Regions from separate parts of the Homo sapiens genome. Here region 2 is linked to region 1. A link is a contact called in ENCODE Hi-C or POLR2A ChIA-PET data. All regions are on one chromosome and are shown on one strand. The core of a region is the stretch at or near the end of the contact, and the rest is flanking DNA. Distances in the headings are between cores, read along the strand shown.

Region 1 (4,195 bases), core at 1-2,500:
TCTAGAGATTCTTATGCCTCAGCCTCCCAAGTAGCTGGGACTACAGGTGGGCATGACCACACCTGGCTAATTTTTGTATTTTTAGTAGAGATGGTGTTTCACTATGTTGGCCAGGCTGGTCTCGAACTCCTGACCTCCAATGATCCTCCAGCCTCAGCCTCCCAAAGTGCTGGGATTACAGGCATGAGCCACTGTGCCTAGATGACAGAGGGACTTTAAGCACAGAGAGGTTTAACATTCCATTTTAATCCGTTTATTTGCTGTGAGGAAACTCGCTTTGTCTCCCCAAGTCCTAGGAGAAGACAGCTCAGATAGACCAGCCCCAGGGACCTGAATATGGGCTGCTCAAGGACACATGTCTACTTTGTGTCCCTGGGAACAGAAAGACCAAGAATCAGGGATGCACGCATTCACAGCCAAAGGTGACAGTGAGATCGTGAAACCAGGGAGTATGCAGAAATCCTGGGGTGTGGGGCCCCTTGGGGGAACAGGGGCACAGCATGAGGCAATTGTGGGTTCTTGCTGTGTTGGATAACACATCCCCGTATCATAGAGCCACTCTGAGTTGGGGCTCCTCTCATCCTCTCACTTGTAGCCCAGAGCATTCAGTTGACATCCCCATTTTGGAACCCCAAGCTTTCTGTGCATGCCTCACTAGGGCATGCGTCTCTCTTCAAGGTAATTTCTGTTTTTTGTTTTGTTTTGTTTTGTTAGAGACAGAATCTCAGTCTATCGCCCAGGCTGGAGTGCAGTGGCACAATCTTGGCCCAGTGCAACCTCCGCCTCCCGGGTTCAAGCGATCCTCCCACCTCAGCCTCCCAAGTAGCTGGGACTACAGGTTTGCACCACCACACCCGGCTGATTTTTGTATTTTTAGTAGAGACGGGGGTTTCACCATGTTGGCCAGGCTGGTCTCAAACTCCTGACCTCAGGTGATCCGCCCACCTCAGCCTCCCAAAGTACTGGGATTACAGGAGTGAGCCACAGTGCCCAGGCCTGCACAGTAACTTCTGCTGTTCTTAGACACTCCCACCTCAGGGTTTTTGCATCAGCTGTTCCATCTGCCTGGACTGCCCTTCTTCTTCAAGATCCCCACTTATGTAGTCCTTTCTGTTCTCAGCTCAAACACCTCCTTCTCCAGGAAGCTCTGCCCATGCAATGTGGATGGGTCCCCCGCCTCTGTCCCCATCATGTCACCCTGTTGTGGTTTCTCCATTTCACTCCTCACAGTCGGTGGTGTGTTTGCTGGCTTCCTGTCTGTCCTTCATCAGCCCACAGAGGCATCAAGGCCTGTGTCACTCACAGCTGTGTCCCCAGCAACCAGCATTGAGCACAGGAAGGACTCGGGAGGGAAGTTCAGATCCTCAATCTCATGCTGGCCACATGTACCTTCAAAGAGAGCTTCCGGTAGCCTTCTGCTACATCCCAAATAGCCACAGTCCTATCAAACCCTCCAGAAATGAGAAAAGAGCCTGCAACAGAAAATGAAAGGGTGGAGATGGGGGTCAACTTTCCAAGCCAAGTGAGCCCAAAGCCAGCTGAAGATGCCTTGGCGAGGCACCACCTCATCTCACTCTGACAACACTGAAACCCCTTCCTGGAGTGGCTCCACGACCCCAAGCCAATTACAGCTGATTCTTATCATTTACAGTAGTCATGTTCTATGACAGGGGTCCCCAGTCCCTGGGCCACAGACTGGTACCAATCCATGGCCTGTTGGGAACCAGGCCACCCAGCAGACAGTGAGTGGTAGGCAAGCAAGCCAAAGCTTCATCTGTATTTACAGCCACTCCCCATCGCTCGTATTACCACCTGAGCTCGGCCTCCTGTCAGATCAGCTGCAGCATTCGATTCTCACGGGAGCATGAACCCTATTGTGAACTGCGGATGCGAGGGATTAGGTTGTGCACTCTTTATGAGAATCTAATGCCTGATGATCTGTCACTGTCTCCCATCACCCCCAGATGGGACCATCTAGTTGCAGGAAAACAAGCTCAGGGCTCCCACTGATTCTACATGATGCTGACTTGTATAATTATTTCACTATATATTACAATGTAATAATAATAAAAATAAAGGGCACAATAAATGTAATACACTTGGGTCATCCCGAAACCATCCTCCACAGCTCCCATTTGTGGAAAAGTTGTCTTCCATGAAACCTGTCCCTGGCGCCAGAAAGGTTGGGGGCCTCTGCAGTTTTTGCAGACACTGAATTAGTGAATACTGAACCATCGCTCCTAGGGGAAATACAGGGTCAGTTTCCTGCGAGCTCTGGTCACATTCTCATCAGTTGATCAGTACGTAACTTTGTTTTATGTGTGTTTCTGTTTAAAGACACCTTATTGCATATATACTGTTGATTTGTTTACATTGAACTCACAACCAACAGCTGTAACTCATGCCTGAATGGATGCATGCATTTTCCCCATCATAGCACTCTCGCGCTTAGGAACGGCAAACAGCACTTCGGCACTGTGGTTAGGGATCATTTTATTTGTTATTTATTTATTTATTTATTTATTTATTTATTTATTTATTTATTTATTTTTAGAGATAAGGTCTTGCTCTGTCACCCAGGCTAGAGTGCAGTGATGCAATCAGCTCACAGCAGCTTCAAACTCCTGGTCTCAAGCAATCCTCCCACTTCAGTTACCAAGTAGCTGGGACTACAAGCAGGTGCCAGCACACCTGGCTAAATTTTTTTTTTTTGTTTTGGTAGAGATGGGGTCTCACTATGTTGCCCAGGCTGATCTCAAACTCCTGGGTTCAAGCAATACTCCCGCCTCAGCACCCCCCCAGCACTGAAATTAAAGCTGTGAGCCACCACACACGGCCAAGGGAGCCATTTTACACAGCAAAATCACTAACAAAAAGCAAAAGAAAGCCCAGGTGTGGTGGCTCACGTCTGTAATCCCAGCACTTTGGGAGGCTGAGGCAGGCAGATCACATGAGGACAGGAGTTCAAGACCAGCCTGGACAACATGGCGAAACCCCATCTCTACCAAAAATACAAAAATTAGCCAGGCATGGTAGTGCGCACCTGTAATCCAAGCTACTTGGAAGGCTGAAGCAGGAGAATCGCTTGAACCCAGGAGGCAGAGGTTGCAGTGAGCCAAGATCGCGCAACTGCGCTCCAGCCTGGGCAACAGAGGGAGCAAAACAAACAAACAACAACAAAAAAAAATGGTGGCACTAAATAGACCACAAAAAGGACATTTTACCACGTGGGAGGTGAAACAAGAAGGCAGAGTGTTGCCTTGTCCAACCTCAGCTGGGAGGTGACTTAGATTTTTTGCTGCTCTTCACATCTGTGAGTGACCTTGAAAGTGCCATGAATGTTGACTTTAGGTTTACAAATAAATATCAGCAAGTAGGTGACTTCACAAATACAGAATCAGGAATAATAATGATTAACTGCATGTGATTCTTTTTTTTTTCTTTCTTTTTTTCTTTTTTTGAGACAGAGTCTCACTCCGTCACCCAGGCTAGAGTGTAGGAGCGCAGTGGCACAATTTTGGCTCAACTGCATGTGATTCTGAACCCCATAAAGCCAAGGACAGAAGCTGGCAGGGTGCCTCACAGTGGGACTTAGACAAGGGGTGCTGCTGAAGAGGGAAAGTTGCCCAGAAGCACCCTAGTGCTTCTCAAGCCAGGCCCCAGTGGCATGTGTGCCAGCTGAGGCCCCCAGACACACAGAGCAAGCCCCACTTCTCACCAGGATAGGGGAGCATATGTTTGGCTCCTGAGTGTCAAGAGCACCCACTTCCCTCCCTGGAGCTGGCTAGCCGCGGTGGCTTCCTGTCACTGCCCCCATTCACCTCTATGTCCCTTTATCTGGCAACAGCTCCCAATTTCCTGTGGGGAAACACTCCTTGCCTACTCTTAGTCCCTCTGCATCAGGGGGTTCTGACCCCAACCCTAGCTCTGCAGGTGGGCAAGTCACCCAGACCTGGCCAATCAGAGGCTTTCGTTGCCCCCTAAGTGATTCATTAAGAGATGGACATGTGTCCCAAGCTGAGCCAATGGGAGTCTTCCCTGGGACTTGTTCTGGCACCATCAGACAGAAGGTCTCTTTCTCCAGGACTGCCAGGGGCCAGAACTAGGCTGAGCTGGACCACTAAAGGTCCTCTTTACCTCTTTAATTTTATATATATATATATATATATATATATATATATATATATATATATAT
Region 2 (4,195 bases), core at 652-3,151, 970 kb before region 1:
AGCTAATTTTTGTGGTGTTAGTAGAGACGGGATTTCACCATGTTGGTCAGCTGGTCTCGAACTCCTGACCTCAGGTGATCCAGCCACCTCGGCCTCCCAAAGTGCTGGGATTACAGGCGTGAGCCACCACACCCCGCCAGGAATTCTTGAGCTTACATGATGGCAGATAAGACAAGAAACATTTTGCAGAAACTCCCTTTAATTATAAGAGAACGAAACTGGCTGAAATCAGTTGGAACCAACATGGCCAACTGGAGTCTGTGCAGAAAGAGGCTGCTGACATCACAGTCTGAACTTCCGCAGCATGTTCCATATTCACTCTCGCATCCTGGATTTGCACATGCAACCCATCAAGAGACAACTGTGCATGCCCAAGGACTTTCCAGACCTCCCCTTTCTTTCTACCTGTTGATCCCTAACTCATCCCCTAAACCTTCCTAATAAATGTACTGCCTTAAGGCCAGCATGGGGAGATAGACTTGATCTGGCCTCCTGTCTCCTTGCTGGTCAACTGGCAATAAAGCTTTCCTTTTCTCAAAATCTCATGCCATAGTATTGGCCTCTATGCTCATCATGAAGTGACCCCTTGGCCTCAGTAACTGTCCTCTACCCTGAGAAAAAGCAGATAGTATATGATTCCTTAACATATAATTCTACAGGACGCAAACTAATCCACGGTGACCAAAAGCAGATTCACTGTTATCTGAGGGACTGATACGGTAGGCTGTGACTGGGAGGAAGGATTATAAATGAGCAGAAGGAAACTTTTATGTTCATTCTCTTGATTGTGGTGGTGGTTTCAGGGATGTATACACACATATGTAAAAGGCAAACTGTATGCTTTAAATATGTACAGGCTTTACACCAGCACTTCAATAAGGCTGTTTAAAATTTTAAAAGGTGTGGGAAAGAACACAGGCCACACATGTGGTGGTGGAAATGGCCCAGGCTTTGCTATTAAAGTTGCGCTAGTGTCCTTTGTCAAGTCACTTAGAACTCTCAGCTGCAAAGATAACACCGCCCTGGCAGGGATTAAGAAATAGTGTACAGGCCAGGCGCAGTGGCTCACACCTGTAATCCCAGCACTTACGGAGGCCGAGGAGGGTGAATCACTTGAGGTCGGGAGTTCAAGCCCAGTCTGGCCATTATGGCAAAACTCTGTTTCTATTAAAAGTACAAAAATTAGCCAGGCGTGGTGGCAGGCACCTGTAATCCCAGCTGAGGCGATCACTCGAATCCGGGAGGCAGAGGTTGCAGTGTGCCGAGATTGCGCCACTGCATTACAGCTTGGGCGACAGAGTGAGACTCTGCCTCCGAAAAAAAAAAAAAAAGAAGAAAGTCAAGAAAAAAGAAATAGTGAACAGGCCGGATGCGGTGGCTCACGCCGGTAATCCCAGCACTTTTGGAGGCCGAGGTGGGAGATCTTTTGAGCCCAGGAGTTGGAGACCAGCCTGTGCAACATAGTGAGACCGCCCCCTCTACAAAAATGTCATAATTAGCCGGGTGTAGTGGCCTGCGCCTGTAGCCTCAGCTATTTGGGAGTCTGAGGCGGGAGAATCACTTGAGCCCCAGGAGTTCAAAGCTCCAGTGAGCTAGCTCTGGTCACGCCAATATACTCCAGCCTGGGCTACCAAGACCTTGTATCAAGAAAAAAAAAAAAAAAGAAAAGAAAATAAAAAGAAATAGTGAAAATTTAGGCGAATTTAGGTGAAGCACAGGGTATTCGTCCAGGTGTGACATGCAAGGTGGAATGGTGGCAGGCAGCCCGACTCAATTCCAGGCCCTAACTCATCTTGGATCTGTGACCTGAAGCACGTTCCTGAGCGTCTCCGTTTCAATGTCTCAATTGCAAAGCGGATTAAATGACTCAACACAAGTAAGACAGGAGGAGCGCAGGGGCTGGGGCGTTCTCGGTAAGCTGAGAACAAGCCGGGTGGACGATGACCTGACGGCGCCGGCGAGACCCCGGGCCGGTTGCTGGGGTCGCACACAGGCAGCCGGAGGGGCGCGCAGGAGGGTCCGGGGCAGGGGCCGGGAAGACTGGGCAGATAAGAGAGCCGGAACAGGCGAGGCGGCCAAAGAGGCATCCAGGAGCCGCGACAAACGTGCGGGCAGCGCAACAAGTGACCCGCAAAGCACCCAACCACCACCTTAACGCTACTTCCCAGCCTGCCCCGCGCCCTCGGGCGCAGGCGCAGTGAGGTGGGCGGGGGGCACGGCCCAGTTTCGGGGGGCACGACCCGGCCCCTAGCCCCACCCCAGCCGCGGCCACGCCCCTCGCCGCGCCTCTAGAGCGGGAGGCTCGGCTGCTGGTTTCAGTTTGCAGCTAGGGAAGGTGGGGACATTGCCAGTGTCGAGTGGGTTGATCCTCCCTGGGTCCCTCTGCAAATTTAGGACCGTGCCACGAGTCCAGTCAGGAGCGGGACGCCTACCCTGCGGCGTCGTGCGCGCTTCAGGGGCACTATTGCAAAATAGATGCAGCTCTCAGGCAGTTTGCTTGTTCCTGGGTGAGGAGTTTTTGGTTAAAAAACAGTTGTTCCTCCCCGAGTTTGTGAAAGATAATGTATTTAAAAAATAAAACAAAGAAATTCCCAAGTCCCATCTGGAAATAAAAGATAGTTTTAAAAGACACCTGCATTAGATTGCTACAATAAAGTTATGTTTTCGTATTTTTTTCTTGATACAAAACAAATTTAAAAAAATATATTTTTAGACAGAGTTTCACTCTTGTTGCCTAGGCTGGAGTGCAGTGGCGCGATCTCGGCTCAACCTCCGCCTCCCGTGTTCAAGCGATTCTCCTGCCTCAGCCTCCCAAGTAGCTGGGATTACAGGCGCACGCCACCACTCCCAGATAATTTTGTATTTTTAGCAGAGATGGGGTTTCATCATGTTGGCCAGGCTGGTCTCGAACTCCTGACCTCAGGTGATCCGCCCGCTTCAGCCTCCCAAAGTGCTGAGATTACAGGTGCGAGCCACCGTGCCCAGCCAATAAAATATATTCTTTTTTATTTATTTATTTATTTTTTATTTATTTATTTTTATTGATCATTCTTGGGTGTTTCTCGCAGAGGGGGATTTGGCAGGGTCATAGGACAATAGTGGAGGGAAGGTCAGCAGATAAACAAGTGAACAAAGGTCTCTGGTTTTCCTAGGCAGAGTGTGTGTGTCCCTGGGTACTTGAGATTAGGGAATGGTGATGACTCTTAACGAGCATGCTGCCTTCAAGCATCTGTTTAACAAAGTACATCTTGCACCGCCCTTAATCCATTTAACCCTGAGTGGACACAGCACATGTTTCAGAGAGCACAGGGTTGGGGGTAAGGTCATAGATCAACAGGATCCCAAGGCAGAAGAATTTTTCTTAGTACAGAACAAAATGAAAAGTCTCCCATGTCTACTTCTTTCTACACAGACACGGCAACCATCCGATTTCTCAATCTTTTCCTCACCTTTCCCCCTTTTCTATTCCACAAAACCGCCATTGTCATCATGGCCCGTTCTCAATGAGTTGTTGGGTACACCTCCCAGACGGGGTGGTGGCCGGGCAGAGGGGCTCCTCACTTCCCAGTAGGGGCAGCCGGGCAGAGGCGCCCCTCACCTCCCGGACGGGGCGGCTGGCCGGGCGGGGGGCTGACTCCCCCACCTCCCTCCCGGACGGGGCGGCTGGCCGGGTGGGGGGCTGACCCCCCCACCTCCCTCCCGGACGGGGCGGCTGGCCGGGCAGAGGGGCTCCTCACTTCCCAGTAGGGGCTGCCGGGCAGAGGCGCCCCTCACCTCCCAGACGGGGCGGCTGGCCGGGCAGGGGGCTGACCCCCCACCTCCCTCCCTGACGGGGCGTCTCGCCTGGCGGGGGCTGACCCCCCCACCTCCCTCCCGGACGTGGCGGCTGGCCGGGCGGGGGGCTGACCCCCCCACCTCCCTCCCGGACGGGGCGGCTGGCTGGGCAGAGGGGCTCCTCACTTCCCAGTAGGGGCGGCCGGGCAGAGGCGCCCCTCACCTCCCGGACGGGGTGGCTGGCCGGGCGGGGGGCTGACCCCCCCACCTCCCTTCCGGACGGGGTGGCTGCCGGGCGGAGACGCTCCTCACTTCCCAGACGGGGTGGCAGCCGGGCGGAGGGGCTCCTCACTTCTCAGATGGGGCGGTTGCCAGGCGGAGGGTCTCCTCACTTCTCAGACGGGGCGGCCGGGCAGAGACG

What was found. A loop is a pair of places that touch in the nucleus more often than their neighbours do. ChIA-PET counts read pairs that join two places held with the same protein, here RNA polymerase II (POLR2A). Pooled maps may share reads with other maps.
Region 2: a loop to region 1 is called in a pooled map, with 2.3 times the contacts of the local background. The contact joins two enhancer-like sites. A Hi-C loop is called at or near these places in 1 of 168 maps with a recorded cell type or tissue (CD8-positive, alpha-beta T cell), 4 of 37 single-sample maps with no recorded cell type and 12 of 50 pooled maps. POLR2A ChIA-PET finds 5 or more read pairs at or near these places in 2 of 52 experiments (AG04450 and activated B cell).

The regions. Positions count from the first base shown.
Region 1 is chr19:33,157,691-33,161,885 of GRCh38, reverse strand. It overlaps WDR88 (WD repeat domain 88), which reads right to left. Exons shown (of 11, transcript NM_173479.4): 8 at 1,390-1,472. LOC124904691 (a long non-coding RNA gene) reads left to right here. Exons shown (of 2, transcript XR_007067228.1): 2 at 1,231-2,115. Among named protein-coding and RNA genes, the nearest start is that of TRT-AGT1-3, 17 kb to the left of the region's middle. RefSeq lists a cis regulatory region at 545 and enhancers at 461-630, 974-1,383. Within about 2 kb of position 1,250, at least 4 of the 41 ENCODE cell types and tissues checked have a DNase peak (open chromatin) inside an H3K27ac peak, as active enhancers do; they include CD8-positive, alpha-beta T cell, where a contact is called at or near this core.
Region 2 is chr19:34,132,542-34,136,736 of GRCh38, reverse strand. No RefSeq gene overlaps it. Among named protein-coding and RNA genes, the nearest start is that of LSM14A, 38 kb to the left of the region's middle. RefSeq lists an enhancer at 1,450-1,985 and a silencer at 1,969-2,378. Within about 2 kb of position 1,901, at least 38 of the 41 ENCODE cell types and tissues checked have a DNase peak (open chromatin) inside an H3K27ac peak, as active enhancers do; they include CD8-positive, alpha-beta T cell, where a contact is called at or near this core.